Regions from separate parts of the Homo sapiens genome. Here region 2 is linked to region 1. A link is a loop called in an ENCODE intact Hi-C map of the cell type or tissue named here. Cell type or tissue: uterus. All regions are shown on one strand.

Region 1 (4,000 bases):
TCAGCCTCCTGAGTAGCTGAGATTATAGGCATGCACCACCATGCCTGGCTAAGTTTTGTATTTTTATTAGAGATGGAGTTTCACCCTGTTGGCCAGGCTGGTCTCAAACTCCTGATCTCGTGATCTGCTCGCCTCCGCCTCCCAAAGTGCTAGGATTATAGGCGTGAGCCACCGTGCCTGGCCTAATATAACGTTTATAAGCAACTTGTACTTTCTGTGCAACACATGACATTACACTGATACATTCAACAAAGGCCCTTTAAAAGGGCAATTCGCCACCATCCTGTGAGCCTTATAATGTAACGCTTCATTGACTACTCTGGCAACTATTCTAAATCACATTTTGGCCTAATTAGATATCCCAACAGTGAATTCAGATGTTTCATGACTGGGCTAGAAAGAGCATGATGATGAAGTGGGAGCTGATAGAAAGCTCCCCTTCCTCCCAGTATTCTAGATGAAAAATAACATAGTCTGTGTTAAAAATCTGTTACAACTTCAATAGTTCTATTTCTTCTGAGAAATGTAAAAAAAAAAAAAAGTACACATTCATGAAGAAAGAGAAAACCTATCACAATCATATCAGAGTAACCATATAATTTGACTGTCTACATTCCTGTCCTGACCACTTCTAGATTCTAAGTGCTTAGAGCTCATTACTACTTCTCCATGTCCATCACTGCTTTGGCTCAAATACAACCATCACATCTGCCATGGCTAGTAATCTTGACTACGAAGTCAACAGGTATTCTTCTCCCAGACACACTACAGTATGCCCTGTATCTGACTTCTCATTTCTAGGATACTGGTGCATTTTTTAGTGCTCTTCAGCATAGTAACTGGTCATGGCCCAGCTGAGGTTCATTCAGTGATATTTATTGCTTTATTAAATAACTATTAGTCTGGTTACCTTGTGAACTGGATTCTGCTAGGCACTATCCATGCCTAATAATTATCCTCAAATAATAATCCTTATAATTATCTAATTATAACTATCCTAAAGTTGAAGAAATAATTTTCGCAATTAAAAATTCTACAAATGTTCATTGAAAACAAACAGTTAAGGACAAAAATTATAAGATTACCTGCAACATGAATTTCAAATTTTTGCAAAATGACTCTTTCAAAAGATCCATTGAAGATAAATTTTAAATTGTTTTTATTTGTTATAAAATTAGCACATATACCATTCTTCTCAAAACGAACCAGAAAATGTATCACATTGCCGTGAGTGGGCAAAGGGCATGATCTATTTTACCCGGGCAGGAGAGACAGAAAGCTAGGAAAGTTAAAGAGGAGCTGGGGCTGGGTGCGGTGGCTCACGCCTGTAATCCCAGCACTTTGGGAGGCCGAGACGGGTGGATCACGAGATCAGGAGATCGAGACCATCCTGACTAACATGGTGAAACCCCGTCTCTACTAAAAAAATACAAAAAAGTAGCCTGGCGTGGTGGCAGGAGCCTGTAGTCGCAGCTACTCGGGAGGCTGAGGCAGGAGAATGGTGTGAACCCAGGAGGCGGAGCTTGCAGTGAGCTGAGAGCGTGCCACTGCACTCCAGCCTGGGCGACAGAGCAAGACTCTGTCTCAAAAAAAAAAAAAAAAAAAAAAGAGGAGCTGGGTCTTCTAAGATGACTTGGCGTTTAAGAGGAGAATCAGGGAGAAAATAGGTAAATGTAGAGAGGCATGATAGAGTAAAGGACCATAGTAAGCATTTAAAGAAAGGGTAGAGAAAACAAAATTAAAAGAAAATGTGATTTTGATAGATTTTGTATGCCACGTTCAGAAGTGTACCATCAGGATGGTAGTCCAGAATTTCCAGCTTTGCCTGTGAATTGCTACAAAGTAAGGGGCTCCTCCAAGTCCCTGGACCATCAAGGATGGAATAGAACAATAGAAAAGATCTTCATCCTCACTGAAACCTCTCCTACTGCTGTAGACTAAGCAAGATGATCCTGAAAAATACCCACTTTTGGAAAGAAAAATATTTCATAAATAAATACATGCATATCTTTATTTTAGATGGAATACTGAAGTGAGGACAATCCTGTTAACATTTTATGCTTAAATTATTTTATGTTATATTACTATACATTTTGTTCTAATTTACCTTTACAGGAATATTTAGTCATTCAAAATCCTTGCCTTTGAGTACTGCTTTATTCCTGTTTGTGCTGTTAAAGTTCAGCCAGATGGAACTTGTCCAAGCCCTTATTTCTATCAGACGTTTGAACAGCTGGGATTCTGTAGTTTCTGAGTTTGAAGAAAAAAGATCTGCAGAGATCCTGTCAGCAAGGGCCATGTGCTTTCATGATCTCTCCTAGAGGCTTGATATTCACACAGTTTCATTTGAAAGAAACTGACATTTGTAATTTATGTCAGGATGGAAGAGAGAGTGAGAAGGAATTGCATCTAATATCTGGCTTTTAACATTGCAGGACTTTTGTGATTGCTTTGCTAAATCCATTTTAGAACATTGTAATTATGTTGTTATTCTATCTTGTGAAGTATTTGGCATGAAGCAAAGATTTAAGTAGTTCTAGGATGGAATTTTTTTTTACACTGTTGAAAAAACGGAAGTTGTTATTTTAAATTGTGAAAGTAGGTATCAGTGGGATTTACACAAAACTATTTCATCCTTATTCTCATTTTTCAATTGCTTAACATAATCTTCATGAAAACTAACTTTAAAAGTTTTGTCAAAAATAAAATTCAACTTGTTTCATGTTGCCCTTGGGGACATGCTGAGAGTCTGAACAAATGCTATGTTTAGATTAGGACTATCTAGTTTTGATACAGATAAAGCTATGTTAAAATAAGAATGACCTTTAAAAATCCAAAAATACTGGATAATACGAAGATTTTGTAGTAAAAAGCTGTAATAACAAAACAGCAGGATTTTCATAGTAGTGTAGTTCTGACTGGAAGTCAGAAGATTTGAGATTGACAGCTGTTGAACAATACAGTGCATAACATGAGTCATATATGGTAGCATTTTATTTGGATAGTTCATTAGTTGCATATTGGACCTCATTAAACACTTAAATAGCGTTAAGCTTTAAGACAGTAACATGCAAACGGGTCTAAGTGTAACTTACAGAGTTCCTTCAATAATTATTTGTATCACAGCTAATACTTGGAAAATCACTATGGTCATGACAAGAGTATTAGAGTAGAAAGGGACTCCTAGAAATCACTTGGTGGCAATTTTTAATTAATTGAGGTGTAATTTATATACTATATAACACAGGTCTTAAGTACTTAGTTCAATAAAATTTGACAGTTGTTGACTCAGTATGCAAACACATCACCAATTAAAACATTGAACATTTTTATCTTTCCAAAAAGGTTTTTCATGGCCAGGTCAATATTGATACGCCCCCTTCACCCAGAAACAATCTTGTTCAAATTTGTATTACAGTAGCCTAGTTTTACCTGCTCTAGAACTTCATAAAAATGAAATGACTCATTATGCAAACTTTTGTGTTGGGCTTCTTTAGCTCAATATAATATTTTTGAGATAATTCATGTTGTTTTGTTATCAGTATTTGATTCTTTTTAAAAAATGTCTGGGCCGGGCACGGTGGCTCACGCCTGTAATCCCAGCACTTTGGGAGGCTGAGGCGGGTGGATCACGAGGTCAGGAGATCGAGACCTTCCTGGCTAACACGGTGAAACCCCGTCTCTACTAAAAATACAAAAAATTAGCCGGGCGAGGTGGCGGGCACCTATAGTCCCAGCTACTCAGGAGGCTGAGGTAGGAGAATGGCATGAACCCTGCGGGGAGGAGCCTGCAGTGAGCCAAGATCGCACCACTGCACTCCAGTCTGGGTGACAGCAAGACTCTGTCTCAAAAAAAAAAAAACTGTCTGAATTGCATTTTGCTGTATGAACACAATACAATTTCTTCATCAAATTTCCATTTGTGGACGTGTGGTTTATTTTCATGTTGGGATTGTTATGAATAAAGCTACTATGAACATATTTGTACAAGTCTTTTTGT
Region 2 (4,000 bases), 190 kb before region 1:
CTGCCAGCGGATATAAAGCAGGCAGAAAAACATGAAAAGGAGAGACTGGCCTAGCCTCCCAGCCTACATCTTTCTCCCGTGCTGGATGCTTCCTGCCCTCACACATCAGACTCCACGTTCTTCACCTTTGGGACTTGGATTGGCTTTCTTTGCTCCTCAGCTTGCAGACAGCCTATCGTGGGGCCTTGTAAGTTAACACTTAATAAACTCCGTATATATATATGTTTGTGTGTGTGTGTGTGTGTATAAAAAAATATATAAATATATATAATATATAAATATACATATGTATATATTAATATATATAATATATAAATATACATATGTATATATATTAATATATATACATATGTATATATAAATATATAAATATATATATCCTATTCTGTCCCTTTAGAGAACCCCGATTGATATTACTAGAATTTTATATATTATATGAAAGTATATTTTTGCTGAATCGTTTAAAATAAATTGCAGAGATCATCACCCTTTACCTAAATATTCTAGCCTGCATTTCCTAAGAACAAAATTATACATAGTTACAATTCCATTATAACTAAGAAATTACTAACGATTTGCTAATGTCGTATATTCCTCACTAATATATGAATATCATCATCTGTCCCCTAAATGTCTTTAATAGACAAATTTTTCAAACCAGGATCTATTAAGATTCCTGCATTGCATTTTGTTGTTGCGTCCCTTTAGATTCTGTCCTAGTTTAGTGATAGCCCCTCGTTTGTTTTTCCCTGTGAAATTAGCTTTTTGAAGAGACTAGTATAGCTGTCTTGAGAAATGTCCCACATTCTGTATTTTTTTTAAAAAATGATTTCCTTATGGCATCGTTCAGCTTGTTTCTCTCTGTCCTCTATTTCTGTCAATCTGGAAGTTAGTCCCAAAGCCTCAGTGAGATTCAGATGAAACATTTTTGACAGGATCAGTGATGTCTTTATATTTTACACCCAACAGTTACATGAAAGCAGGTTTTCCTCCCACAGTTTGCTAAGCTTGATCAGTGGGTTAAGAGAGGGTCATTACAATGTAGTCATAAACTACATTGTAAACGGTATCAGGTATTTGCCAAGCAGTCTATAGAATAACGTGCGAGGCAGAGCCCATTTCTCACCAGCCTTACCCCAAATGGCTTTAGCATTCTTTGGTCTAATTAAATCATTATTTCATTGGGGATTTAAAAACAGAGATGAATTAGAATTCCTCTAAAAAGGAAAGTTAGATGTTGAATTCTTTCATTTTAGTTATCACTTTCTAGAGTAAAGATTGGGCACTGTTGTCTCCTCTAGTGGTGGCAAATAAGATTTATCTTTCACTTTTTTTTTTTTTTTTTTTTTGAGACAGAGTCTCGCTCTGTCGCCCAGACTGGAGTGCAGTGGCGCAATCTTGGCTCACTGCAAGCTCCGCCTCCCGGGTTCACACCATTCTCCTGCCTCACCTCCCGAGTAGCTGGGACTACAGGCGCCCACCACCATGTCCGGCTAATTTTTTGTATTTTTAGTAGAGACGGGGTTTCATGGTGTTAGCCAGGATGGTCTCGATCTCCTGACCTCGTGATCCGCCCGCCTCAGCTGGAATTACTCGCGTGAGCCACCGCGCCTGGCCTATCTTTCACTTTTAAAACACTGTAGGCCTTATAAATGTTTAGCAAGAGGTTTTACAATGAAGTAGAAAATTTCCTAGCAAGTCCAGGGCTGATAGGAATTGGATAGTAATTATTGTCATACTTTTCTAAACTGGTTTATAGTGATTGTGATTTAAGGTAACAAACTTGGAACCATGAGAAGAAAGAGCCAGTTTGTTTAAAGGAATAGTGGATGATTTTCTTCTCTTTCCTTCCTCCTGTACCTGTTTTCCTGCAGAGTTATATCAGAAGAGTGTTCTCCTAGATTGCCAGAAGAGGAGAGATTATTGTATGAATTTTCTCCTCATTCTTCTTTAGTGAAAGCTCTTCCTTCCCTTGTCTTCTACCTCACCAGTTCATGCAAAATGGGCTTCGTATAAGCACATAAAACACACTCCTAAGAAGACATTCTCCCGACTTCCATTCTTTCAATAACAAACAAATATTGAACATTTGCTCAATGTCAGGCACAGTGTCAGTTCCTGGATCTGTAGAGACATAAAACCACCCAAAAAAAGTCTCTGCCTCTCAGGAATTATAGTTCAGTTAGAAAACATCTTTCTAAGGGGAGTTAGCTGACACTTCAGTTCTAAGAGAAATAAGCTATGGGCTGTCATGAGGTCATCACAAAGATGACTTTGCCACATGGTTAGCTTTTCTTAGGAAGTGAACATAGAGTAAGGTCAATTTTTAAAAGGACCTTTTCTGGATAATGAGACATGGTTGAGTGACTGCTGTGTTGTAGATTTAGAATTCTGCTGGCATAATGGATCATGATACTGTTCTTGAAAAGTTGCTACTACACCGGAGACCTGAAAGTTATTTGAGCTTTTTTTGCTACTCTCGGAAATCAGATTTACTGGCATTTAAAACATTTTCTATGATTGACATTATTATTATTATTATTATTTTTAAATATAAACTTATTGTTTAATTTAGTAGTTAGCATCCTATTTTGCTCTCACATAACAGGAAAGTGCCATTGAATGTTATCTTTAATCCAGCAATAAGCAGTTCTTGTATTTTACCAATTTTTAATTTTAACAATGATGTAGAGAGAGACATCAGCTTCCTTATAATTCATGACATTTGCCTTCACAGATCCATACTCACTTTAGACAAAGAATTAGAAAATAAGAGGCTTAACAAACCTCCAAAGTCTCAAAGTTTGTGGTAATCATTTTATGCTATTTTCTTGAAATTCTCTTTGTCCAGTCCTATCATCTCTTCTATGATTTGATTGGTAGAATAATAATGAGGGTATTTACATTATTCTTTTTTCATTCTCTTCCTCTTGGTGATATTTCAATGACCCCTATTTTAAAAGAAAGCATATGAAAAACATGATCTTAAAGGTTTGAATTGCAAACTAAAAATTTCAGTTTCATCCATGAAAATAGCTCTTACCATTCTTCTCATAATCAGGAAGCATTCAAGGATAAATTGTTGGCACCCATTAAAATAAAAGCTACAGTCAGCTTTCTAATCTTCATATGAGTATTTAAACATTAGCATCTACTTAAAATGAATTAGCCACTTATTTTATAGCAGTTGCTGTTGCCAGCTGTTGCTCTAAGAACCTTACGAATGATTTTGTTATAATATCCATATCAACTCAATGAGCTAGGTACAATTATTAGTCTCATTTTACAGATGAGGAAATTAAAGCAAAGAGATGTCAAATGACTTACCCAGTGCTCCACAGGCAACAAGTGCCTTTATCTCTATCCCGTGCCATTTTCTCATACAGCTTTTCATGTCTAATATATGGATACACAAATCCTTAAGCTCTCCACTATCTGGCCCAACTCAGAAGCAAGATGAAGAAAGCATTAGGTATTAATGACTGAAGGACATATATTGCTCCAATTATTTTAGGTTTCCTTTTTACCCTATTTTAAACAATAAGAAAATGATCATATTGAACACTGACCGTTTCTAAAATAGACTTCATTACTGTGTCTGATGCCAGGCCTTTCTTTTATTGGTGTATGCTCTAAGAAACAACTTCATAGATTTGTCGCTGTATTTGACATGACAATGCTACTGAGGGCTTTGTCTACTGTATTACTTTGTCTCACATTGTAAAGACCTGAGTGAAGAACATATTTTAAAATTTAGTGATAAGAAAGGGATTTGCTCTCACTGATAATCTCCCTGCCTTTTTCAACAGTCATTTACAACTGTCTCTATTTCTCTTTCACTTTGGTTACCAGGAATAACATATTTAGTTTAGTCAAATATGTGTCTTAGAGTCAAATATGAAGCTCAGTATTAAAAATGTTTTAAAGTAGGTTCTTACAGTCTGCATTTTTCTATTTTATTTTTCTATTTTATACTCTCTACTTCCCTTCTCTTTATGTC

What was found. A loop is a pair of places that touch in the nucleus more often than their neighbours do. Peaks named below come from ENCODE experiments on the same cell type or tissue, not always from the same donor. Only the 100,000 strongest peaks of a DNase experiment are listed, where the experiment ranks them.
Region 2: a loop joins it to region 1, with 7 times the contacts of the local background. A loop is called at or near these places in 1 of 110 quality-filtered maps.

What each region holds. Positions count from the first base shown.
Region 1 is chr2:182,377,715-182,381,714 of GRCh38, reverse strand. All of the region lies in intron 1 of PDE1A (phosphodiesterase 1A), which reads left to right. Among named protein-coding and RNA genes, the nearest start is that of PDE1A, 47 kb to the left of the region's middle. In uterus, no CTCF peak of the experiment used is centred here; a DNase peak (open chromatin) is centred at 2,214; H3K27ac peaks cover 532 bases.
Region 2 is chr2:182,570,218-182,574,217 of GRCh38, reverse strand. It overlaps a transcript of PDE1A not described here. Among named protein-coding and RNA genes, the nearest start is that of DNAJC10, 140 kb to the left of the region's middle. In uterus, no CTCF peak of the experiment used is centred here; no DNase peak of the experiment used is centred here.